Linked DNA regions of Homo sapiens: all the other regions are linked to region 1. Evidence: chromatin loops called from intact Hi-C (ENCODE). Cell type or tissue: PC-9. All regions are shown on one strand.

Region 1 (4,000 bases):
GGCAGGCTGGCTTTCAGGTGAGTCATCTGCCTGGGACACAGCCTCGCTGTATGCTGAGTGACGATGCTTACAATGTGGGAACCGGGCCCTTCTACCCGGCTTCGCTGCTGAGGGGATGAACTGACATAATGCACCTGAGGGCTCTCTGAGGCCAGCTGAGAGGCAGAGTTGACTGTGGCTTTCATGACTTTTGGTGTGATACTCACCAAAGGGCAGGCCCAGGGATCTGGAAACACCTTCAGGTTGTTTCTGGAGACATTCAGAGAATTGAGGGACTTGAAAGAGTGAAGGAACAGGGCAGGGAGTTCTGTCAATTTATTGTCAGATATATCAAGTTCCTGTAGCTTCCGTAAACCTATCCAGTTAGTGGCTAAAAAAAAAAAAAAAGACCCAAAGTATGAATTGGTAAAAATATCCCTACCAAGAAGAAAATGACTAATTCACTCAAGTTGATGAGAAAACATACCATTTTCTTCTTCGAACAATTTTTCTAAACAATTTTTTGAAGCTGTCAGTTTTTGAAGTTTTGAGAGGTGCAAGAATCCAGGAGGGAGGTGGGACAACTTGTTGCTGGAAATGTCAATTTCAAGTAGCCTGCGATGGAGAAGAAGGAAGGCAGGCATCAGAATAAAGAGGGAAAACACCAAATTTACATATTTTTCTATAAACCAAGAGGTGTATTTTTTTTCTTTTTCTCCCCATGCAAGGTTAAAGAGTGTGCATTGAAAATGTAGTGCATATGATTTTTAATTCTTTTGAAGAACTCTTACTGTGTCCTGTGTAGATAAAGACAAACCTCTCATCGGTGGGCCCTGGCTCCACTGACCAACAGGGATTCGAATCCTTCGCAGGCATGTAATAGCAAAATGAGTAGGTTCCCTGAAAGCTGCTGAGACCACAGAGCAGGGCTTTGAACCTTCTGGACCTGTCCATCTGGCCCAGGTGAAGGGCCTCACTTGGACGGCACTTGCTTTTTAAGTTCTGGTGTGCAGGCTTCTTTCCCGTTCTCACTTGGGAGTCCCATGGATTAATGCCTACCCCAAGCTCTTTCCAACATTCTTGACTCTTGCTTCACTTAGAGCCTTGGTTTTTCATTTTAAAAATCGATTCAACCCTTTATGGAATGAGGACTTGCAGTTATGTGTCCAAAAGAAATCAGGCCAGGTGCGGTGGCTCATGCCTGTAATCTCAGCACTTTGGGAGGCCGAGGCAGGCGGATCATGAGGTCAGGAGGTCAAGACCATCCTGGCCAACACGGTGAAACCCCGTCTCTACTAAAAATACAAAAATTAGCTGGGTGTGGTGGCATGTGCCTGTAATCCCAGTTACTCGGGAGGCTGAGACAGGAGAATTGCTTGAACCAGGGAGTTGCAGGTTGCCATGAGCCGAGATTATGCCACTGCACTCCAGTTGGGCAGCAGAGTGAGACTCCGTCTCAAAAAAAATAAAAATAAAAATAAAAAATAAAGAAATCAACTAAGGTCATTCCTCCTTCCATGCAAGCTCAGGGGTAAGGCTCAGGTCTCCCTCCAAGGCCTCCAGAAGAAGCAAGCCTGGACTGCCCACACTGTCCACCTGCTGCCAGAGTCCTGCAGAGTTAACCCTTTCTCTGAGGCCCTTCCCACTTTCCCTGGAAGGCAGAGTAAAAGCTGGTGCCTCAGAGCCCCATTGCATCCACCAGTGTGGGAAGGTTTGGCTGCCCTCATCTGATTCCTGGGCAGGACCAAGACAAGCATCTCAGGCAAGCATTCGCATGTCCCCGGGTGAGCTGTGTAAACTTGGGCCAGACAAATGATCTCTCTAAACCTCTCTGTTTTAACCTGAAAGGGAGGCTTGCCTCAGGGTAGGCAAAACTCCTTCTCCTATTTTAGCCAGAACATTTTTCCCCCAAAACCACAAAATACAACCCGGGAGCATGTGCAGGAGCACAACGGTGACAGCGGGGTCACACACGGCTCCGGTCACACCCCGGGGAGCCACCTGGAACAGATGATTTCGTCCGATGACTGCACGCCAGGCAGCTCCCCCAGGTGGTTGTCGGAGAGGTTCAGCTTCCGGAGATTGATGAGGCCCCAGGGGATAACCGAGGGGAGGGTCGCCAGGCAGTTGGCAGAAAGGTCGAGCTCCGTGATCTGGCAGGAGATGTCTATGAGCCAGTCTAGGTCTACCCAGGGCAGTCTGAGATGGGACCATTTCACACGGAGAGCCTGGTGGTGGAAAGAAAGGAAAAGCACATGTGGAGGGTGAGTTCAGGGCCCACATGGGCTTGGAATAAAGCAAGGGTTAATGCAAATGCGCGTCTGTGTGCCTGCTCCAGCCCGGGTCCCAAGAGGCCTGCACATGTCCTTCTCGGCCGCCGGCACCTGCCACGGTGGTGGGTGCAGAAGAGCTACCTGTTCCCATCGGCACCTGCGTCTCACAGGCAATCTGTGCACAGCGCCTGCAAGTCACCCTCCAACCTCCAGAGGGCGCCGGTGGGCGCGGGCTCAGTGCCGCCCCTCAAGAGGCGGCTCACAGGGAAGAGCGCGGCGGGATTGTCCACGTACAGAGGAGACCGCTGAAGCGTCCAGGCGCCTCCCCCAGACTGGAGAAGAAAGCTGACTCCCAAACCCAAGTCTCTGACCTCCCTTCAAGGCGGCCTTTCCTGTGATCAGAGGAGCTGCCGCCTGCAGCTGCCCGCACCGCGCCAGGGTGCTTGGTGGACAGGCTGCTTTCAGAGCGAGCCTGAGATACAGACAGACGATGGCCACACAATATATAAAAAACAGAACTCTGGCCCACGACCCACAGTGACCTGCCTAGGAAACCAACCTCTTTATCTATAGCAAACAGCCCGGGAAGCCAGTCTCTTGCAGGAGGCCAGCCTCTTTTTTTTTTTTTTTTTTTTTTTTTTTTTTTTTTGAGATGGAGTCTCGCTCTGTCGCCCAGGCTGGAGTGCAGTGGTGCGATCTCGGCTCACTGCAACCGCCGCTTCCCGGGTTCAAGCGATTCTCCTGCCTCAGCCTCCTCAGTAGCTGCACCACCACTCACGGCTAATTTTTGTGTTTTTATTAGAGACGGTGTTTCACCATGTTCGTCGAGCTCAGGCTGGTCTCAAACTCCTGACCTCGGGCAATCCACCCACCTTGGCCTCCCAAAGTGCTGCAATTACAGGCATGAGCCACTTCTTATCTCTAGTAACAACCCAGGAAGCTAAGCCATCATTTCCGTAAAAGTCAGTCTAAAATGGCCAGGACTTGGTTAATAACTGACCGATTCTCTAATTTTTGTCCTCACTTTCCATTTAGGACCAACCCGAGAGAGCCAACTTTGCACCCCTACCAATCCCATAGGATGCCCAGCCTGCAGCGAGGCCCCCCAGCTTCCCCACGACAACGGCCTCCCGGCAGGAGGCCCCGGAGGCCTTCCCTTTGTCCCACTAGAAAGCTCCCGCTCCTCTGCCAGCCTGTGGGTCTCTGCCACACGCAAGTCCTGGTGGCTGGCGCTCTTGCCGTTGAAGTCCTGCTAAACAAAATGTCTTTGCTCCACTCATTTCTCACTGGTCTTCCTTTATTTCCACCAGAGGGAGTCAGAAGGGCCAGCGGTTTTCCGGCATGGGGTGGTCAAAGGGACCTGGCGAAATATATGGGAGCAGGACTTTGCTCTTTCTTCCTGATTACCGAAGAATATTGGGCTCAATCAGGTTTCTGGGGAGAAGAAATCTGCTTTTGGGTCTGTTTCTTCGAAGCAACTGGAAATCCGTATTGGAAAATTAGAGGAGCAGAAATATGAACAAAAATTAGTGCTTCGCAAATGGGAAAATGTAACAAGCAGAGGCTACGAGAAAGGTCCCAATAACGTGGGATGAATTCCTCAAAAATTGGCGGCAGGTGACGGGCATCCCTATTTGGCCACCAGATGGCGATGAGCGCCTGTCTTTAGCTCCTCCTCCGCCCACTCCAGGAGTTTGGAAAGACTGGGCCTACGCCCCTCAACACTCCGTCCGGTCTTTGAACCAGAG
Region 2 (4,000 bases), 91 kb after region 1:
GGTCCCCTGTAGCTTGCAGAGACCATGGTAGACAGAGCAGTTGTATCTGCGCCAGCCAGAGACCACCTGGGCAAGAAGCGTGACCCAGACATCGAGGAGGGTGAAGCCTCGCTGGGCCGCCCCGCAACCCCAGGAAGCCCCGGACCAGCGAGAGGCTCCCGGGCGGTCTCTTGCCGACACCCCGGCACGGGCTCACCCGCGCGCTCACACTCCGCCCGCTCCCCGCTAAGGGACTGGGTTCGCTCCAAAGGCAGAGGAAACCTATGGGCTCCCCGGCTCGTGTCTCCCGACTCGTGTCTCTTGCCTCCGCTTCCCAGCTTTCCCGACCCTGCCCGGACGGGGTTTCGGGGTTCCCTGCTCGGGCCCCGCGCGCTCCCCTCCCACAGGCTGGCTGGGCTCCGGGCGCGGCGGGAGGCAGCGGGGACGTGAGACCGGGGTCGCCCCACACGCCCTCCGCGCCCCTCGGGCCGCGGCCCCTGCGCAACGGCCCCCCGTGCCCGACCACGCGGCCGCCCGGAGCGCAGGGGCCCGCGGGCAGGCAGAGGCCGAGGCTCCCCGCGGGCGCCGGGCGCGGGCTCTGGGTTCCCCGGGCGGGGCCGGGAGGCAGCCAGGCCGCCGGGGGGCGCCGGCAGGAGCGGCGCTTACCTGAGGCGGCGGCGGGGCCGGGTGCGGGCGCTCCGGGACGCGGGGCCGGGCGGACACACTGGCGGGGCCGGGGCCTGGCCGTCCCACCGCCGTCTGCCCCCCGCGCCGGGGCCGGGCCCAGACGCACTTCCTCAATCCTGAGGCGGGCGGGCGGGGAGGGCGGCGCGAAGAGCGCGCAGAGCAAGGCCGCCGCCAGCTCTCCCAGGAACCGTCGCGAGGCGTCCCCTCGGCGGCCGCCTCAGTTTCCCTGGCCGTAAAACGCGGGCGATGGCGCTCGATGCCCCGGGAGACGCCGGGGTCCGCGGGCCCTTCCGGCACCGGGTCCTCCTTCAGGTTCGGGCACCCGGCTGCCTCCACGCGGGGCGAGCGCGGCGATGGGATCGGTCCGTGCTGCGCTCAGCCCCGCTTTCGCTATCCCTCTGCTCCAGGGGCAGCAAAATCAGCAGATGAGCCCCCAGCGCGCCTGCGGCCCACACACTGCGGCCGTAACAGTTAAACAGACGGGGAACATTCATGTGCGTAGAGCTCTTCACGGGGCGATACAGAAATGTGTCGTTCTAAAGCGTTAACGACCTGCAATTTGCATATCCTCCAACACATGGATTTTACTGATTCAATTATGGATGTGTGCAAAGAATCTGCTGCTCGGTGAGTCATTGTTAATTGTCGGCTTTGGGGGGAATACATAAAACGTGGAATATTGGCAATTTATCGTGTTTCGACCTTTTATAAAGGCGTCACCAGGCTGCTGAGGCTAATACAGAAACGCAGACCATAAAAAAGATCTGCGTCCACGCTGCAGGCGGGCCTCACGCTGAGCTCCCCGTGTCGACCCGGGGACAAAGCCTGCTCAGGAAGAGCAGAGGGTTCCACGCCCTGCAGGACCAGCGCCCTGGGCCCCTCTCCTGGAAAGTTATGACTCGCACGTTCCCAGGATTTAGCGCACATCTCCCCCACCCTCACTGCCATTTCACAGAACCGGGGCAGCCGCAGGGCTCCTGCAGGACCTCCCGGACGCCGCGGGGCCGTGTTCCCTTGAGCGGCTTCTTGGGTCCCTGGTTGGAGAGGGGACCACCGAGCAGCTTCGCTCTGCTCCTGGGAGGCTACTTCTGCCACTGGACGACTTTCCAAAAGGGTGAGCGCAGTTCTGCAATCCTGTTCTCACCCCTGAGGGCCTCACACCAGTTTGCAGGAGCCAGCAGTGTGATTGCCACCGACAAGTTCCCAACAATTTGCAGGGCGTGGTGTCCTCAGTGCTGAGAGAGCCCCGCGACGGCGGTGCAGCTCCTCCAGGGCGCGCAGCCCCGCCACCTGGCGCCACCGCGAGGGAGCGCAGGCCCAGGGCCCGGGCAGACGCTGGAGGGGACGCGGCAGGTGAAGATGGGGCACCTCCACTTCCCTTCTAAAGGAGCCTGGGAATAGGCTAGGAAATGTCCCCACTGTAGAAGACAGCAGGAACATCTGACACGCGGATAACCTGTGCTGAGCTCGTTATATTCCCAGCATTTAATTCTAGCCATTAGGCATGCGTTAGCCACAACTTCGCATAGGAAGGTTATTGCAGGTAAGTTAAGACTCCTTTCCACTTCTTCCTAAGGGTCGCTGACCCATGGTTCTCTAGCTTTTGCTGGTAATCCCACCCAGATTCTCAGCACCCTAGGTTGGAATGACCCCTCCTGAGGTGGGTGGGGTAGCTGGGAGGCACCTCCCTGAACTGACTTTTCTGCCTTTTTGAAGGTGCAGTGGCTGAGCGCTCCTTCAGTGTTTTCCGGTTGTCTTTCTTCAGCCCAGTACGCAGTTTCCTCAGACAGTCTTCCTTGAGCAACTTCCTAAACGCCCTTCATTATCCCCCTTCAAGCTCATGCCTAGGAGCAAGGAGCAAAGCCATTAGAAAGGCTTCATCCACCAGCAGGAGAAGCTAGGACATCCCAAAGGGTCCACTTCTAGAGAGGTGCCAACCCCCACACGCACACCAGGCACACAAATGCATGTGTGCACACGCATACCACACCCTCCAATTGTCCCCAGAATGGCTCCCTTCAGGGAGTCATGTTCCGGGACACCAAATGAGGGAAAATATCCTTCTCCTACAGTTTCCTGCTCACATTTGGATTGAGAAATGGGATGTCTCTAAATAATGTGTCTAAATTCTCTTAACATAAGTGCATATGTTACGAGAGATCTGATCCCAGCCTCCCTTTTTTGTTAAAGTGGTGGTGCTTTGCCACCCATGTCAAAATGATCTGGGCTTTCCACATCAAATGCAAGGGATGAGCTTGGAGGACATACCCCAGTACCAGCAATGATCTTGAGCCAATGGCAGCGTCAGCTCACAACGGGGTGATTGAGGCTTCTTGGTTAGAAGCTTTAGAAACTTGAGGTCAGTAAAACCCAAATTGATCCTTTCTCTAGATCCTCTAGATTTCTCTAGAGGAAAAGGTGACAAAAACAGACACTTGTGCTCACCGTCAGGGGCACAATGCTGTCCGTCAATCCTCATGCAGTCCTCCCCACCATTTCGCACACTGACACCATCACTACTTTATGATAAAAGGAGACTCAGGCAGCTTAGATAACAGCTGAAACTCAGCCAGCTATGACATGGAACCTCTGAGGCCCAGCTCCTTGCCTGGTCAACCCCCAAGCCCACAGAAATGGGTTTCACACTCAGGCAAAGCACTGGGCCCGACTGACTGAGCAAATGTAATTTTATGCTTACATTATTGATCCTGCTTTAATATCAGCCATTTCGTACAGGTCTCAGAAAGAGAAAGGCCTGCCATCGAATTCAAATGACTTTGGTCTTTAAATGAAAAAGCACAATGTTTCTCAAATATCCAATTTTATTTTATCATTCTCGCATTGTGGGATGCGATCTGCAGCTAGGATCGGAATTCCCAGGCCTATAGATTTTTAAACCACACCACAGGGGTAAACCTTAAAAGAAGTGAAACCTAACACTATATATATTTCCATTTCTAAATACAGTATATTACAGAAGTTTAAATATACCACCTCTGTGTACTTACAACTATAAAAAGATACAATAACTCTACCAATTATAAATAATGTAGCATTTCATATTAAAGACATTATCGTACAATGGAAGAATAGGAACCCTCTAACGTATCACTATCAAGGTTAGTGTCTATATCTACTTGAGATAAAATACTGAAAATTCAGTGTATGAAGCCAAATCCTGATTTAACAAGTTATTGGTAGTATAAGTGATAAGTGTTAGCTGATGAAGGGAAGGCAAATGTGGTAATTTATATCTCTGACAAGGGTGATAGGCCCATTTTATACATGGTTTTCGTTATACACACACTGGTTCTGTTACGGGCCCTCATTTTAT
Region 3 (4,000 bases), 160 kb after region 1:
AATAAGGTTTTGATCAGCTCCCAGATCTGATGATGTATTTACTTAAGTCCTCTCAAAGGGTTGGTTTTTGCTGTCCAGGGCCAGGCAGCGACATGCTAAAGGAGTGAGAACCTCTTCCGAGGAGCACAACAAGCCCCCAGAGTCACTCTTGCTTCCCCTTTCAGGAGGTGCCCATGGCCAGTTTCTCAGACACATGATGGGGACAACATCGGAGAACTTTAATCCCAATGACAGGAATTGTGGGAAACTAAGAGTTCTAATGACCGAGTCATTGTTTCTTGTTCTTGTGAGTCCATCTGTTGGGGAACCAGGGCTGTTGAGTGATGGGTCTAATTGGTGACTGGCAGTCATGGACTTGAAAGATGGGGGAGAGGGTTGGGGATGGCATACGTGGGGGCTCAGGGGGAGGGTGGAAACCATGAACGTGGGTACTTTGAGTTATTGTTAGCTCCCAGATCCCTGCTCCTGGCCTCCCACCTTTACCCTGGTCCTCCAGGTGGGCACACTCCCTGCTGGACTCTGATACGTACTGCACTAGTCTAGTGAGGAGCACACTGCTTGGGTCATAAAGCTGTCATCTGGAGATGCCTGGTTTATAACTGTCAATACGGGCTTTGGCCCACTTGCACTGGACCTGGCTTCCCAGAGGTGTTTACCACAGCTTGGAGTAGTTGATATAAATAGAGTAGAAGTACTTGATAAAACCATCACATACCATCCTCTCTCACCCATTTTCCAAGGTTTGTTTGTTTTTGTTTTTTGGTTTTTTTTTGGTGGAGTCCCCCTCTGTCACCCAGGCTGAAGTGCAATGGCGTGATCTCGGCTCACTGCAACTTCTGCCTGCCGGGTTCAAGCGATTCTCCTGTCTTAGCCTACCGAGTAGCTGGGATTACAGCCACCACACCTGGCTAATTTTTGTACTTTTAGTAGAGGCAGGGTTTCGCCATGTTGGCCAGGCTGGTCTGGAACTTCTGACCTTTGGTGATCTGCCCGCCTTGGCCTCCCAAAGTGCTGGGATTACAGGTGTGAGCCACCGTGCCCTGACTGTTTTCCTAGGTTTTAATATATATTGCCTTTCTGCCACTACAGACGTGTAGAACCGGGCCTCCGCAGGTGCCAAATGCTGCCTGTCCCAAGTCTCAGAATCTGCCTGTTCTTTACTTTCATCTGTAATATGGGTTGGACACTCAAATTATTTATATGTATTATGCATGATTGTTTTATATTTTTGACTCATTAAAATCACTCAACAATTAAAAAATAATTACAAGTATTAAAATATTTAGATACTTTGTTTCAGTTGTTTCAACTTTGTCAAAATCATGAAAATCACTAAAAGATAAACTTTCTCCTGTCTAACTGAACTTTTGTACCCTCTGACCAACATCACCCCAACCCCCCACACTCTAGCCCCTGGTAACCTCCATTCTACTCTGTTTCTGTGAGTTCAATGTTTTAAGATTCCACCTGTGGGTGAGATCATGCAGTATTTGTCTTTCTGTGCCTGGGATAAATAAACTGTTAGTTTATAACACTTATTTTAAAGAGTTTTTTTTTTGTTTGTTTTGTTTTGTTTTTTTGCGACGGAGTCTCGCTCGGTCACCAGGCTGGAATGCAGTGGTGTGATCTCAGCTCACTGCAACCTCCGTCTTCCGGGTTCAAGTGATTCTCCTGCCTCAGCCTCCGGAGTAGCTGGGATTACAGGTATCTGCCACCATGCCCGGCTAATTGTTTCGTATTTTTATTAGAGATGGGGTTTCGCCATGTTGGCCAGGCTGGTCTCAAACTCCTGACCTCAGTGATCCACCTGCCTCGGCCTTCCAAAGTGCTGGGATTACAGGTGTGAGCCACTGCACCCGGCCTAAATAGTTTTTAACTATTCAATATAGAGCTGGAGGCCATTGTCCTCAGCAAACTAACACAGGAACAGAAAACCAAATACCACATGTTCTCACTTATAAGTGGGAGCTGACCGATGAGAACTTACGGGCACAAAAGGGAACAATACACACTGGGGTCTATTGGAGGGTGAAGGTGGGATGAGGGAGAGGATCAGGAAAAACAACTATTGGGTACTAGGCTTAATATCTGGGTGACGAACTAATGTGTATAACAAACTCCCATGACACAAGTTTACCTGTGTAACAAACCTGCACATGGACCGCTGAACTTAAAGTTAAACCAAAAACATTTAAAAAGTAAAGAGAAAAAGAAAATAAGATAAAATCAATATGCCCACTTTCCTCATCTTTAAAATGAGAGTTGAGCTCTAGAAGGTCTCCGGTTCCTTCAGTCTCTAAAATTTTATGTTCTAAGTTAAGTTTTTATTTGTTAGTTCCCTTTTAGCCGGCACATTCCCAAATAAGTATAGCCAGATCAGCTTTTTTTCCCCCCGAATGACATTATGAAAGATTTTAAACATATAGGAAAGGTGAAAAGACAATACAACAAATACGTGTGTACTCAGCACATAGATTCAGCAATTGATAACATCTACCATATTTGCTTTGTCCCTATGTGTATGCCTGTCCTTGTCAAATCATTTTAAATTAAGTTCCAGACATCCTGGCCCTTTACTCCCCGAGATCTCAGCATGCGATTCCTAGAAATAAGGACATTTTTCTGCATGACACGACACAGTCATCACACCTGAGAAAACAGACAATACTGGACTCAGTCACCTAACTGTAGTGTCTGTGGTACTGTAATATCACCTAAGAAGACGCACAATGTCTCTTTCATTTCTTTTCATTGAAAACAGCACCTCCCACTCCCCACCCCTTGCACTTTCCCAGATAACACTGGCTTTTGAAAAGAGGTGCGACCAGGCGCAGTGGCTCACGCTTGTAATCCCAGCACTGTAGGAGGCCGAGGCGGGCGGATCACGAGGTCAGGAGATCGACACCATCCTGGCTAACTTGGTGAAACCCCGTCTCTACTAAAAATACAAAAAATTAGCCGGGCGCGGTGGCGGGCACCTGTAGTCCCAGCTACTCGGGAGGCTGAGGCAGGAGAATGGCGTGAACCCGGGAGGCGGAGCTTGCAGTGAGCCGAGATCGCGCCACCGCACTCCAGCCTGGGCGACAGAGCGAGACTCCACCTAAAAAAAAAAAAAAAGAGAGAGAGATGCGACATAATACCTTGTCGAATGTTCCATTTCCTCACGGCGTTGCTTAATGGTACTTTGAAAGTTCAGTCTAAGGCTGGCTTGGGTTCAGGTTCAATGTCATTGGCTCCCTCCTGAGTGGGGCTGTGCGTCCCCTCGCTGTTTGGAGGGGACGTTCGGAGCAGCCCGAGAGGCCACCATGCCCCCCGCCCCCCGCTCCCGGGTCCCCGGGAAGAGGCAGCCCGACGGCCCGGCTGCAGACCTCGGCTCTCCCGCAGGCTGCGGGTGGGTTACCTGGCTCCGGGAGACCAGGTTTCCTCGTCTGGGGAGCGCAGCAGTCTCATAGCTGCCGTGAGAGGGTTCGCGACAGAATCACCGCGAAGGGCGGGAGGACCCGGATCGTCGGGAGAGGTGGGCTGCGTGCAGCCACTGCGCGGGGACCCGGATGCACGCACAGGGCGTGGCAGGGGGCGGGGCAGGGCCGTTCGGTGGCCTGTGTGGAGCGATGCCACCTGCTGGTTCTGTACGTCCAGGGGGGCAGCGTGTGCACAGCTCTGGGACCCCGAGGTCCTCGGGGGGACACACTGCTCTCTCCAGCGCACACAGACTCCACACACACACGCCCGCATCACAACGGCAAACACGCGCCACCCCCCAGTTACCCGGAGACACATGCGGGTAAATATGACCCCAGGAACTTGCTGAATACGAGTAACTGTGTTTCATTCCTCCTACCCGTCCGCTGTGGGTTTACTAGAGTTTGTCTTAGATGGCAAATAAGAAAGCTTTTTATTTTAAATGACAGTCAGGGCAAGAATCAGGTTGCTAATTTCCCTGAGACGCATGAGGGTGTAATGACACATCCAGGCTGGAAACCAAGAGTCATTTTCCTTG
Region 4 (4,000 bases), 290 kb after region 1:
CATAGTAGGTGCCCAGTAAATATCACTATTGACCTTTGGGTGCTGAGAGGTCCTTCTCACAAGAGTGAGATCATAATACATGGATGTTTTTGATGCCTAAGTCTGGCCCCACAAGGAGGATCTTCTGATGCGTCAGGCGCATTGCTTTGAGAATGTCTGTGGATGGTACTCTCTCCTTCTGATGCCCATGTCATTAAGTGGCCCTGTGACGATATCAGAACTGCCTGTTCTTTTCTTTATTTCTTGGGTTTGCACAACTCATCCAGGCTGTTAGAAGTGGAATGCGATTAGATGAGGAAAAGAAAAAAAAAAGCCCTGAGCACTTCTGCCAAGGAGAATTATACAGGTACTAGATCAGCACTCTACTCTGATAGAATGAGGAAACCCAAAGGCAAATTGGCACAGCCCTTTAAAAAACAAAGAGCGCTGTGTCCCCTTTGAAAATTCCTGCTGGTGATATGGCCAAGAAGAATTCGGGAAGATGAGAGGCAGTGACCAGACCACCTGAATTCCAGCACACTCCCTGGTTAAGAACTAATGGAAGTAAGGAAACTATTTTTGGAAGCTGGTTAAATATAAAAAGCAGAGACATGGATGGAAATTATATCAGACGACATCCACCATGCTCTCAGGAAAGTAAAAAGGAGAAAGGGGAGAGGGTAGAGGCAGTGTGACATGCTGCAGCCAGCACCCATGGTCCACAGGGCCCAGCTGTTAAATATTTAAGAACTTCGTGAACCTGTTGTTTAACTGTTGGGAAATTAAAGTCAGCCATGGTGGAAGTATGTACACCACAGAAATTGGCAAAAGCCACAGATCAGGGCTTTGTGACTTTTTTCCCCAGAGTTCCAATTTACCAATACACCCCTGGGTAGAGGGAGAAGAGGGGAATGAAGGCAATGTTCCATCAGGAAAGGAGCCTCAACTCAGAGGAGGAGAAGCAGCAAAAAGGAAGAGCAATAACCTTAGTTTTTTTTTTCCCTTAGGGAAAATTTTCAGATATGGCCCAGACGGGTTAAGTGACTTGCCCAAAGTTACACAGCTAAGAAGTTTTAGAGCTAGAATTTGAACCCAAGTATTTCTGGTAATGATGATTTCTTTCAGTTTCTTTTTTCTTTCACTATCTCAACAACTGATTAATGAATTAATGAAAAGGAGTCACCTGTTTGAAAAAAGTGTCTTTAGGGTCAGCTGCCTGAAAAATTCTGAATTCATGGGTTAGAATCACATGTTTGCTTTTGGCTTGGTTACCAATGGCTTTGTTTTCACAAACCAAATACACTCTCAAAGGACCCAAATTTGCTATCTTTAAGGATTTTCTGTATGACTAATCCTGCATGTATAATCCTGGAAGCCAGTTCCAAAGATTGGTTTTGAGAATGCTTTGGTGTTATCTCCTGAGTAATGAGTAATCTCTCAAGAAGTCCAAGTGCAAAAAGAAACACTCGCTTAGAGGCCAAATTCCAGGTATAGTCACTGGATCAAGGGACAAGATGGCGAGTTTGAAGCGGGGGCCTACCATCTACTGGCTCTCTCACACTTCTTAAAGGACCCATTGGCTGGTGTCAGGGAGGTCGGGGAAGGAAGTTAAGGAGAGCTGGAAACATCCCAGGCTTCTGTTTGCATTTCTTTGGCAAGGGGTTGCCACTTGTGTGGACAAGTATTATTAGGATGACCTACCTTGATTTAGCTAGTCAGGATAAATAAAAAACCTTCTTGGTTTTCATAAATACTGTGGCATTTTACAGTCATGACTCAGTGCTTCATCTGCAATCAAGATTCAGACACCAATGACCAATGGTTGGAAGTGATGATTCATTCAAACAGCACATTGATTTTGCAATAGACCGTGGAACTCTGTCCACATAAAACTCATTGTATTTCCCTGTCAGAACTCAGAGTCGTCAAGGCAACCTAGTCCTGCATGCCAACTCGTTCTGGTCCGTGTTCACGTTTTGTGCTCACGGTCCTGTTCCTGTCGGTTTGAGGAGTGGAAAGTTCCCTGACATCAGCACTGCTAGCTCGTCCTCTTCAGGGGCTGATACTGCAGCTGGCTGACTCTTGACAGCAGGTGGTTCTCCCCATTTGGGCAGGGCTTATGTTCTGCAAGGTTTATTAGGGCCAATTAGCTCCTCAGAAGGGTATTGCAAAAATAAAGTAAATTCAGGAGCTACCTCCCTTCAAATGGACACTGCTCTACCAACAAGCTATGGCACATCGAGGGCAGCGGCGTTAAATTCTCAGCCTTCAAGACACAGCCTGCAGCCCGCCCTCCTTTCCCCAGCAGCTCCTGGGAGCATCCCGGCCACGTGGACATGGCAGGCTGGGAAGACCCAACGATGGGGCACTATGCCATGTGTAAAGGGGATAACTAGCTTGGAATTACCCACTTACCGTATCCAATCTAACTTGGATAACTGTGAGAAATCGTATTCAACAATACTATTTACATATTGAAACTGTCTCAATAATTTGTAGATACTCATCTTTTCTGGAATGTTCATGAGTAATTTGTCTCAGTATCTCTATGTAACTGAGACAGAAAGCTTGGCTCTACCCATGAAAGAATTAGTCACTTACATAAATAAGGATACAAACGGCTTGAGGAAATAGATTCTGTGAGACTCAAAACAGGATTACCAAGAACTGAAATGTACACCGGTGAGGCACATCACGCCACACACACACACACACACACACACACACACACACAAGACCCATCTGCCCACCGCCCTGCTGGCACCAGCATAGCAACAATGAACAATGGTGTGGAATGCGTACAGCATGACAGCACTGACATTTCCTCTTCCCAGTTAACCAGCGTGGCACTGCTGCGGTTCATTCACTGGCAGCTCATTCATTTGTTCCTTAATGTGACCTGACTCCCCATTCATTCCCTCCCCACCCCAAACCCGTCACCAGGCTCTCTGGAACTCTCCTATCTCCTCCACCTCTTCTCTAAATCTTCCTTGTGCGGGAACCTGGCTGCCCCCTCCCCTGAGGGCCCCACTTCCCCTGCAGCCTCTCAAGGAGGGGAAGGGTTGCTGGTGTAAGAAAGTTGGGGGTGGGTTGGAAGCTGGGAGTGTCCCACGGCTGCTTCTACACCTCTCTATTCCTCCTGGCCACTGGCTTCCTCTCCCCGCTGCTGTGGTCCATCAACCTTCATTTCGGGGCAGACTTGAGCTGCTCATTGGCTTCGTCTCTTGTCACCACATGGCAGACTGTCTCTCTCAATGGCGAGCCAGGTCCTGACCTCCCCAGCGCCTGAGCTGTCCTCCTCCTCCCCGCCCCCAACACTCCCATGGTCTCACCCTGCTGTTGCCAGTAGCTTCCCCACATCCAAGGTCTCCATCTCCAGTATCCCCTCTGTGGCTGCCACACAGGGTCCTCCCAGCTCACCCACTCAATGTCCCCATGGCTGCAATCCACTTTCTCCCCAGTCCTCCCATCCCCACCCTCAGCACCTTCTCCCTCCCTTTCTTTACACCCTCCTCCATCATCGTAACCCTTACCTCCCTCCCCACCCTGGCACTGTGAGTACTACACCCCCATGACTGACCTCCCCACCCTGGCACTGTGAGTACTATACCCCCATGACTGACCTGCCCACCCTGGCACTGTGAGTACTACACCCCCATGACTGACCTGCCCACCCTGGCACTGTGAGTACTATACCCCCATGACTGACCTGCCCACCCTGGCACTGTGAGTACTACACCCCCATGACTGACCTGCCCACCCTGGCACTGTGAGTACTATACCCCCATGACTGACCTGCCCACCCTGGCACTGTGAGTACTACACCCCCATGACTGACCTGCCCACCCTGGCACTGTGAGTACTATACCCCCATGACTGACCTGCCCACCCTGGCACTGTGAGTACTATACCCCCATGACTGACCTGCCCACCCTGGCACTGTGAGTACTATACCCCCATGACTGACCTGCCCACCCTGGCACTGTGAGTACTACACCCCCATGACTGACCTGCCCACCCT
Region 5 (4,000 bases), 660 kb after region 1:
GGGCTTGTCTCTACTCATGGTGTTTGGGGCAGACTCAAAGGCTGGGGGCTGAAATCATCGGAAGGCCTGACTGAGGGTAGAGGATCTGCTTCCAAAATGACTCACTCACATGACAAATTAGTTGGTTCTGGCAAGTTGGCCTCCTTTCCAAGAAGTGCCTCTCCACACATGTGCTTCTCTGCAGGGTTGCTTGAGTGTCCTCATGACATGGCTGGTGGTTCCCAAAAAAGCAAGTGATCCAAGAGCAACATTCAGGAATAAGTTCAATCCTTTCTATGACCTAGCCTCAGAACTCACAAAGCATCACTCTCAATACGCCCTATTCATCAGAAGCCAGGCAGTAATTCCAGCACACTTTCTAGGCAGAGGAATTAGGTACACCTGTTGAAGGGAAGCAGGTCATAATTAGAGGATATATTTTTGAACCACCACAGAATCTAACTTAGGTTCGTACAAATATATAAACAGCTGTCCAATACCACATATTGAATAGTCTATCATTACTATATCAGTCTGAGCCATGACTATTTGCATTTACTAAGAATGTGTGTTATTACCATTGAAGACCTTCCAGTGGGACAAGATGTGAAAGCAGAAGACAGTGGTATTGATGATCCTGACCCTGTATAGGCCTAGGCTAATGTGTGTTTGTGTCTTAATATTTGACAAAAAGTTTAAAATGTAAAAAATAAACAACTTCAAAAGTAGGAAAAAAGCTTATAGAATAAGGATATGAAGAATGAAAATATTTTTGTATAGCTGTACAATGTGTTTGTGTATTCAAGCTGTTATTAAAAGAGTCAAAAAATTTAAAAATTCTTAAGGTAGAAAAGTTACAGTAAGCTAAAGTGAATATATTATTGAAGGAAAGAAAATTTTTAAAAATAAATTGAGTGTGGGCCTAGTGTACAGGGTTTTAAAGTCTACAGTAGTGTACAGTAATGTCCTAGGCCTTCGTATTTACTCACCACTCACTTACTGACTCACCCAGAGCAACTTTCAGTCCCGTAAGCTCCAAGCTTACGGTAGGTGCCCTAGGCAGGTGCACCAGTTTCAATCTTTCATACCATATTTTTACTGTATCTTTTCTATGTTTAGATACACAAATACTTACCATTGTGTTACAGTTGCCTACAGTGTTCAGTACCACACTGTACAGGTTTGTAGTCTAGAAGCACAGCCTACAGCCTGGGTGTGTAGTAGGCTGTGCTGTTTAGGTTTGGGTAAGTACACTCTATATTGTTTGCACAATGATGCAATTGCCTGACGATGCATTTCTCAGAACGTCTGCTCACTGTTACGCAACGGAGGACTGTGAATTGGGAGTTTATTTTGTTTTTCAGTCTGTACTGGCAGCGAATCATACATAGCTTAGTTTATCAGACAAGCTGCTTTTCTTGAGCAAAGAAAGAACTAGGAGAGAAACGGGGCTTTGGAACCCTGATGCGGCAATGCTGAAAGAGGAGAAATATCCCAAGGAAGGGAAAGGTGTGTTGCAGAACGATGAAAAATAGGCGGCTTCTCACAGCTGTTCTCAGGGGACGAGACGGGGTGGGATGCAGCTCCGCCGGTGCCTAACACTAAGGGCCCTCATCCTGCCGATTCAGTTGTGTCGGGACCGCCAGTGCTGTCTCCTCGTCAGATGCTGCTTCTGGTCTCCCCGCAGAAGATGCCACTGGAGTTGCCTTTTCAAGGATGGGGACATTTGAAGGCCCTGGACGCTCAGCTCTGAGGCTGGCTGGGATCTCACTAGCACCCCCTGGTGGAGGCCGGAGCCAGGCTGACGCGGGAAAGTGGGGCACGGAAGCGCTGCGGATTGGACCGGCGGCAGCTAGGCCGAAACGCCTGTATTTAAAGGGATAGTAACTCGGACTCGTTCTGCAATATCCCCACAAGGGCCTGACTGAGCGAGCGAGCATGGACGGCCGCGGGGCTTTCTGGACAGTGGCCATTCCCAGAGCCAGGCAGGAAGGCCTCGGGAGGCTGGGGCTCCCGTTCCCGGTGAAGCGGACGCCGCCAGCGCCCCAGAACCCAGGAGGAAGCACACAGGCCCCACAGAGAGTGGTTGGCAAGAGTCACTCGGGGATTAGGATGCCGGCCAAATCGCGGAATTTGAGGCTGGAATCCAAGCTCAACAGGAAAGTAGTGAAATACAAATGGGGAAAACAGGGCTCTGGAGCGGGGAGGGAGCTGGTGCCGGCATTTCCCACCAACGCCGGTTTAGGAAGACGGGACCGATGCCGGCCGCCCCCTGCTGGAGGGGATGTGGCATCTCACGGGCTGCCAGGGAGCGGGGTTGGCTACTCCTGCAACCAGCGTGAAGAGGGTCTCAGGGGAGGCTGTGGTGGGATCCCCCACGTGCCCTTGTTCCTCTCACCGTTACCTCTGGATGCCTCGGGGCAAAGGCCTTCTTCCACCTATAGACAGAGTCTACGCAGGGGTCTTGGAACCCGGGCACACCAGTCCCCAGCTAACGAAATCCCCGAGTTGGGGGATTTGAGAGGGTCACGTTTGGCCCAAGAACCCGCAGTCCTCTTTGGTCTTCGGCCCTCTATTTCTAAGCGTGGGCTTCTGGCACGGCGGCTCTGGGCACAGCCCATGCTGCTTTCGGGCTGGGTGGTTTCAACGACGACAACAATTATCACAGTGACGGTGACCTTCACCCCAACAGGACTGCTGTGTGTGAAGCACTCAAGAGGGCCCCTACAACCAACCTGCCAGGAGTCGGCTCCTGAAAACAGGGTCGGAAAAGGTCAGTGCCCATCAGAATCGAGCTGTCGGCAAAAAGCTGGAGAGGTTAGGAGCTTTGTCTATCTCAAGGGTAACAAACTGCTTTGACCCTGAGGGCTCTGAAGACGACTTTCCCTCACCGCAGCTCTCAAGACAACAGGGATCAGACTCAGAAAGACACTGCCTGTATAAGGCTCTTGTTTGTCTTGTTTTTAATTCCTGCCCTCTGCCTCCAGATCTCAGTCCTCTATCTGTGAAACGGAATTCGGCCTTGCCTGTCCACGAAATGAAGACAAGGCATCTCGTGTGTGTTAAGATGAAACAAGATCTTAGCAAGAGAGTAATGATTTCTTTTTTAAAACATTTTTTACTGTAGTAAAATGTACTATAACGTAAAATTACCATTTCAATCATTTGTAAGTTCAGTGGCATTAAGTACATTCACATTGTCGGGCAGCTGTCAGAGGTGTTCGAACCAGAGCGACTCCATCTTGAACAGGTGCTGCGCAAAATGAGGCTGAGACCTGCTGGGCTGCATTCCCAGGAGGTTAGGCATTCTTCGTCACAGGATGAGTCAGTGGCTGCCAGGGAGGCAGGTTGGTTACCCCAGGAACCAATGAATTGCATCTCAGGGGAGGTTTTGCCAGATACAGGTCACAAAGACCCTGCTGATAAAACAAGATGCGGTAAAGAAGCTGGCCAAAACCTACCAAAACCAGATGGTGACAAAAGCAACCTCTGCTCGTCCTCACTGCTCATTATACACTAATTATAATGTATTAGCATGGCAAAAGACACTCCCGCTAGTGCCATGGCAGCTTACAAATGCCATGACAACATCTACTTAGTTAAATTTGCATACTATGAATATGAGTATGCAAATACCTGTTGGAGTCCCCGCTTTCAAAGCTTTGGGGTACACATCCAGAAACGGAATTGCTGGATCATAGGGTAAATCTATTTTGGAGGAATAGTCGTACTGTTTTCCACAGTGACTGTACCATTTTACATTCCCACAAAATTATTTCTTTCTATCTGCCTTCCCCCACTAGATAGAACACAGGGAAGTTACTTTTTCGTTTCTAAATCCCCAGCACCAGGAACAGTGTCTAGTTCATAACAGAGCTCTATAGAGAACTGTGGGGAAAGAAGTGCAATTTATATGCTGCTGCCTCTTCATTTGGCATCTCAGTACGTGGCACACAGAAAGTAGGCACTGAAGAAGGGTTGAAGGACCTAATGAGTACATAAATGAATGCAGTTACCATTG
Region 6 (4,000 bases), 380 kb after region 1:
GACCTCTCTCGGATAATGGCGAGCTGAAGCGGTGTGGTACCTTTATCACTGAGTGGGTCAACCTCAGCCTTGAACTCCAGGAGGAGCCGGACAAATGAGTCCCTGCCGTAGTGGGCAGCCACATGGAGGGGAGTCCAGCCGTCATTGCTTTTTGCATTAATGATGTCGCTCCTGTATTCAGATTCTAACATCAAGCGTGCAATGCGGGCCCGGCCATGCATGGCTGCATAGTGAAGAGCCGTGAAGCCTCCGATTAAGTCTTTAACTGTAGGATCAGCTGGAGTTAAAACCAAAATGAAAGTATTAGCAGACTCCAAGACAAAACAACAAACATTACCATGGCACAGCAAACTGTGGCCAATTCTCATATAAAATGTGAAGCAACCAAACACTGTAATGAATATCAAGTACGTTTTTCCTCAGTTTAATTCAAGTCTGGTTTTAATGGAAAATAAATTTTGTAGAATGTTATCACGTCTGGGTTAATGAAAGGAGAAAGACAAAGTGTTTAAAAAGATATACACAAAAAACACGGAGTACAGATCACCACATCCCCTGTCTTTGCTAATTTAACCAACTGCCTCTGGCTACTCAACTCCTTCATCTCTGCACTGTTTCATGTTTCTCTTCTGTTTTGAACTTTTTGTTTTATTTTCTCTTGTGCTTCTTCTCGGTCTTAAAGAGAAGCATGTGTAGCAACATCTGCTGCTCTAAATTACAGATACACTATGCTCTGGCACACCGTGTTGTTTTAGGGTATATTAAGTAATAAAAAAAAGTTTTTCTGTGGTCTGTAAAAATTCCAAAGCATCTCAGATATATGTCAAGTAATCTTGACAAATTGTTTTTTCACAAGATAGAAGTCTATTCTGAATTCTTAGTTTTACACGAACTTTGGAGTTTATAAGAATTAAGCAATGCATTATGTGAATAACCTCAGCATTGTAAAAATATTTTCTAAAACAGTTCCAAAAACCTCTCCTAATTGACTGATCTCTGGGGAAGGAAAAACAACTATAATAATTTATCTGCTATGTGACTCAAGTCACAGTCTTTTGTCACTGGCCTCAGATCTTTCATTAAGCCAAAGGTTGGTTCTTGATGGCGTTCACCCCATGGCATCCCTGGCTGGGGGCAGAAGACGGACGAGGACTGGTTATGCCGGGCACCTCCTAGAAGTCAGCAATTCCATGTAAAAGATCAATTGATCAGACCTAACTACCCAGGATGAAAATGCTCTCTTGTAAAAGTCACCTTAATTTTTGGCTTGTTAATAAAAGAAAAAAATCATTAATGTTTTACACACACACCTACACATACATACACACACACAGCCTCCACAGGTGAGTGAAAACTCACGTATTGTTTAATAAACGTTATTTAGGTCTAGAACATATTATGACAAATGGTTCTCTTAGAAAAATCTGAGGCAGAAAACTATATGTAAAATAACAATACTGTGGAAAGTATTTCAGTGAAGGAGTTGCTAACAAAACCTATACAAAATAAGATGTTTTTAGGTAAGCCATATCATGTAGATTTCTAAAAACATTTACTGTAAAGTGTCAGTACACAATGGTAGTATTAGTTGTATCTATTTAGGGGAAATAAGGGCATTATATCTACCTTGGTCTTAACTGAAAGAAAAATATACAGTATCTGTTTACCACAGGACTTAAATTTAAGTAGGGTAAGAACATTTTAACACAGCATTTTGCTGCCATCTGCTGGTAAGGCATGAGCATGACACTAATGTTTCCACCGGGCAGATACTGCTGAGCCCTTAAGTCACTCAAGCCGGTTCCAGGTGCATCGCTTACCAGAAGTTCAAAGTCAGGCGTGAAATCTACAAGATGCCCTCCCATTCAAATGAAACAAAACATCTTGCCAGAGGTCATTTCTAATCTATACCTGGCCAGTCAACTGCTGGCAGACATTCCCTCTTAATCTGCAAGTGAAATTTAAGAATACCTTCTTTTCACTTCTCCCACCCTTCAGCCACCATCCTTATTTGTATCCTATACTCGTTCTATTTGACAGTAAAATTAAAATTATGTTACAAAACACTGCACTTGCATCTTTGGTTTCCATTTCAGGTCTCTTTCAGGTTCTATGTACATTTTGAAGCTACACTGAGCTAAGGAAAAACAGAGATTAACACACACAACAATGACCTGCATAGTCTCTGTTAAAATCAAATGGGAGATTAGAAGCAATGAAAATGCAAACAAATGTAATTTAAAGATTATTAGCCCATGAAATAAGGTAAGAAAAATATCTCATTTGTAATAGCAACATAAACTACAAAACGCCTAGACAGAAATTCAGTAAGAAATGGACAAGACGTGAAAACATTAAGTGAACTCATGTCACTCTGTATCCACTCAAATGTCCTTTTATCAAAAAAAGAAAAGCCTTCCCTAAACATTTCATCTAAAACAGCAACCCCACTGAACTTATTACTTTGTCCCCTTAGCAAACATTTTCTCCCCAGGTGGAACTTATTTTAAATAAGCTGTAGCATAATCTCAACAAGTTCATTTAAATTTACGAGAAAAAAATTTAATGTATATAAACAGAAGCAAAGAAACATTACCTATGAATATGAGGGGATTTTTTTTTTTCTAACAGCTTTATTGAGGTAAAATGCATTCACTTTAAGGGTACAGATGATGAGCTTTGATAACTGTATACGAGTATATAACCCACCACCCTATTTAAAATATAGAACATTCCATCATCTCAAAAAGTTCCTTCATCTCTCTTTAGCCCTTCCCAGACTCTGGGTCCCAGGCAAACCACTGGTCAAAAAAGTTTTGTCATTTCTGGAAATTCATATTAATAGAATCATATGTAGACTTCTGTGTTTGACTTACTTCACTTTGCATGATGTTTCCGCCATACTTCCATGTTGTATCGACAGTTCACTCTTTTGTATTGCTGGATAGTACTGTATACTATATAGTTTTTTTAATCAATTGATGAGAAGATGGGCATTTCAGTTCTTACCAATTTGAGCCTATTTGAATAACACTATCATGAATTAATATATGAGAGAGAGACAGACAGAGAGAGAGAGAGACAGAGAGAGAAGGAGAGGGGGACAGAGTGTTTTCATCTCACTTGGGTTCAATACCCACGAGAGACTTGCTGGGTCGTATGTGAAATGCACATGAAACTTTCCTAAGTTCCTTTTTAAATGGCTACACCATCTTACATTCTCATCAGCAATGGATGAGTTCAGATTGTTCTACATCTTGGTATCATTAGTCATTTTAATTTCACTCATTCTAGAGAGGTAAAATCGTGGCTTATTGTGCTTTTAATTTCTATTTCCCTAATAACTAGTTATACTGAACGTATTCATATACTGTTTTGTGAATTGTCTGTTCACCTCCTTTATCCATTTTTATTGGTTGTCTCCTCATTAATGAGTTGTACAAATTCTGTGTATATTCTGGATACAAGCCTTTTGTCAGATGTGTCTTGTAAATATTTTCTCCTAGTTTGTTGCGTGCTTTTTCATTTTCTGTATTATGTTTTGAAGAGCAAAACTCTTAATTTTGATGAAGCCCATTATTTATTTTACAGTTTGTAGTTTTGTATCCTATTTTAAAAATCTTTGCTCAATGCATTGTCACAAAGATTTTTTTTCTTCTAGGAATTTTGCACTTTTAACTCTCACATTTAGATCAATAGCCCATAATTAATTTTTCTGTGTGGTATAACGTAAGTTCAAGGTTCAGTACTCCCCACAAAGATATCTACTTGTTCCAGCACAATTTGTTAAAAGGACTCTTAATGATTTACCCTAGTGTCACTGCTGAAAATCAATTTACCATAAAAGTGTCGCTCTATTTCTTAATTCTGTTTTGTTCCATTGACCTAAAAGTCTCTCCATACACCAATCCCACACTGTCTTGACTACTGTAGCTTATAGTAAGTTTTAATAGCAGGTAGCTTAAGTTCTCTAGCCTTCTTTAAAATTATTAATATTTGG

The links. Peaks named below come from ENCODE experiments on the same cell type or tissue, not always from the same donor. Only the 100,000 strongest peaks of a DNase experiment are listed, where the experiment ranks them.
Region 2: it touches region 1 in a loop (11-fold over the local background); 106 of 110 quality-filtered maps call a loop at or near these places.
Region 3: a loop joins it to region 1, with 19 times the contacts of the local background. A loop is called at or near these places in 9 of 110 quality-filtered maps.
Region 4: a loop joins it to region 1, with 4 times the contacts of the local background. A loop is called at or near these places in 5 of 110 quality-filtered maps.
Region 5: a loop joins it to region 1, with 21 times the contacts of the local background. A loop is called at or near these places in 37 of 110 quality-filtered maps.
Region 6: it touches region 1 in a loop (13-fold over the local background); 100 of 110 quality-filtered maps call a loop at or near these places.

The regions. Positions count from the first base shown.
Region 1 is chr15:101,007,044-101,011,043 of GRCh38, reverse strand. LRRK1 (leucine rich repeat kinase 1) reads right to left here. Exons shown (of 34, transcript NM_024652.6): 7 at 1,981-2,207; 8 at 467-594; 9 at 207-370. Among named protein-coding and RNA genes, the nearest start is that of LRRK1, 90 kb to the right of the region's middle. RefSeq lists enhancers at 2,458-2,787, 3,766-4,000. In PC-9, CTCF peaks have their summits at 2,261, 2,461 (motif pointing right), 3,679 and 3,880 (motif pointing right); DNase peaks (open chromatin) are centred at 2,543 and 3,943; H3K4me3 peaks cover 872 bases.
Region 2 is chr15:100,916,097-100,920,096 of GRCh38, reverse strand. It overlaps ALDH1A3 (aldehyde dehydrogenase 1 family member A3), which reads right to left. Exons shown (of 13, transcript NM_000693.4): 13 at 3,471-4,000. LRRK1 (leucine rich repeat kinase 1) reads right to left here and starts at 740. Exons shown (of 34, transcript NM_024652.6): 1 at 646-740. It overlaps ALDH1A3-AS1 (ALDH1A3 antisense RNA 1), which reads left to right and starts at 814. Exons shown (of 2, transcript NR_135827.1): 1 at 814-1,293. RefSeq lists enhancers at 1-289, 1,464-1,583, 1,634-1,723, 1,476-2,068 and silencers at 504-1,093, 1,854-2,073. In PC-9, CTCF peaks have their summits at 1,774 and 1,973 (motif pointing left); DNase peaks (open chromatin) are centred at 1,236, 1,896 and 2,756; H3K4me3 peaks cover 2,188 bases; H3K27ac peaks cover 786 bases.
Region 3 is chr15:100,849,311-100,853,310 of GRCh38, reverse strand. GCAWKR (gastric cancer associated WDR5 and KAT2A binding lncRNA) reads right to left here and starts at 3,559. Exons shown (of 4, transcript NR_160703.1): 1 at 3,401-3,559. RefSeq lists an enhancer at 3,433-3,727. In PC-9, CTCF peaks have their summits at 2,124, 2,331 and 3,697; DNase peaks (open chromatin) are centred at 1,520, 3,197, 3,540 and 3,930; H3K4me3 peaks cover 3,279 bases; H3K27ac peaks cover 4,000 bases.
Region 4 is chr15:100,719,861-100,723,860 of GRCh38, reverse strand. The region is part of intron 1 of LOC105371024 (a long non-coding RNA gene); the gene reads right to left. Among named protein-coding and RNA genes, the nearest start is that of ASB7, 120 kb to the right of the region's middle. RefSeq lists an enhancer at 863-2,062. In PC-9, a CTCF peak has its summit at 2,207; DNase peaks (open chromatin) are centred at 350, 1,430, 1,850 and 2,570; H3K4me3 peaks cover 2,377 bases; H3K27ac peaks cover 3,717 bases.
Region 5 is chr15:100,348,060-100,352,059 of GRCh38, reverse strand. SPATA41 (spermatogenesis associated 41) reads left to right here and starts at 1,342. Exons shown (of 2, transcript NR_028139.1): 1 at 1,342-3,326. LOC105371021 (a long non-coding RNA gene) reads right to left here and starts at 2,454. Exons shown (of 3, transcript XR_007064777.1): 1 at 2,378-2,454; 2 at 1,115-1,685; 3 at 1-381. RefSeq lists an enhancer at 1,915-2,174. In PC-9, CTCF peaks have their summits at 1,762 (motif pointing left) and 2,141; DNase peaks (open chromatin) are centred at 1,259 and 1,819; H3K4me3 peaks cover 1,109 bases; H3K27ac peaks cover 1,072 bases.
Region 6 is chr15:100,625,714-100,629,713 of GRCh38, reverse strand. ASB7 (ankyrin repeat and SOCS box containing 7) reads right to left here. Exons shown (of 6, transcript NM_198243.3): 5 at 1-277. Among named protein-coding and RNA genes, the nearest start is that of ASB7, 25 kb to the right of the region's middle. In PC-9, CTCF peaks have their summits at 1,528 and 1,729 (motif pointing left); a DNase peak (open chromatin) is centred at 1,713; H3K27ac peaks cover 1,427 bases.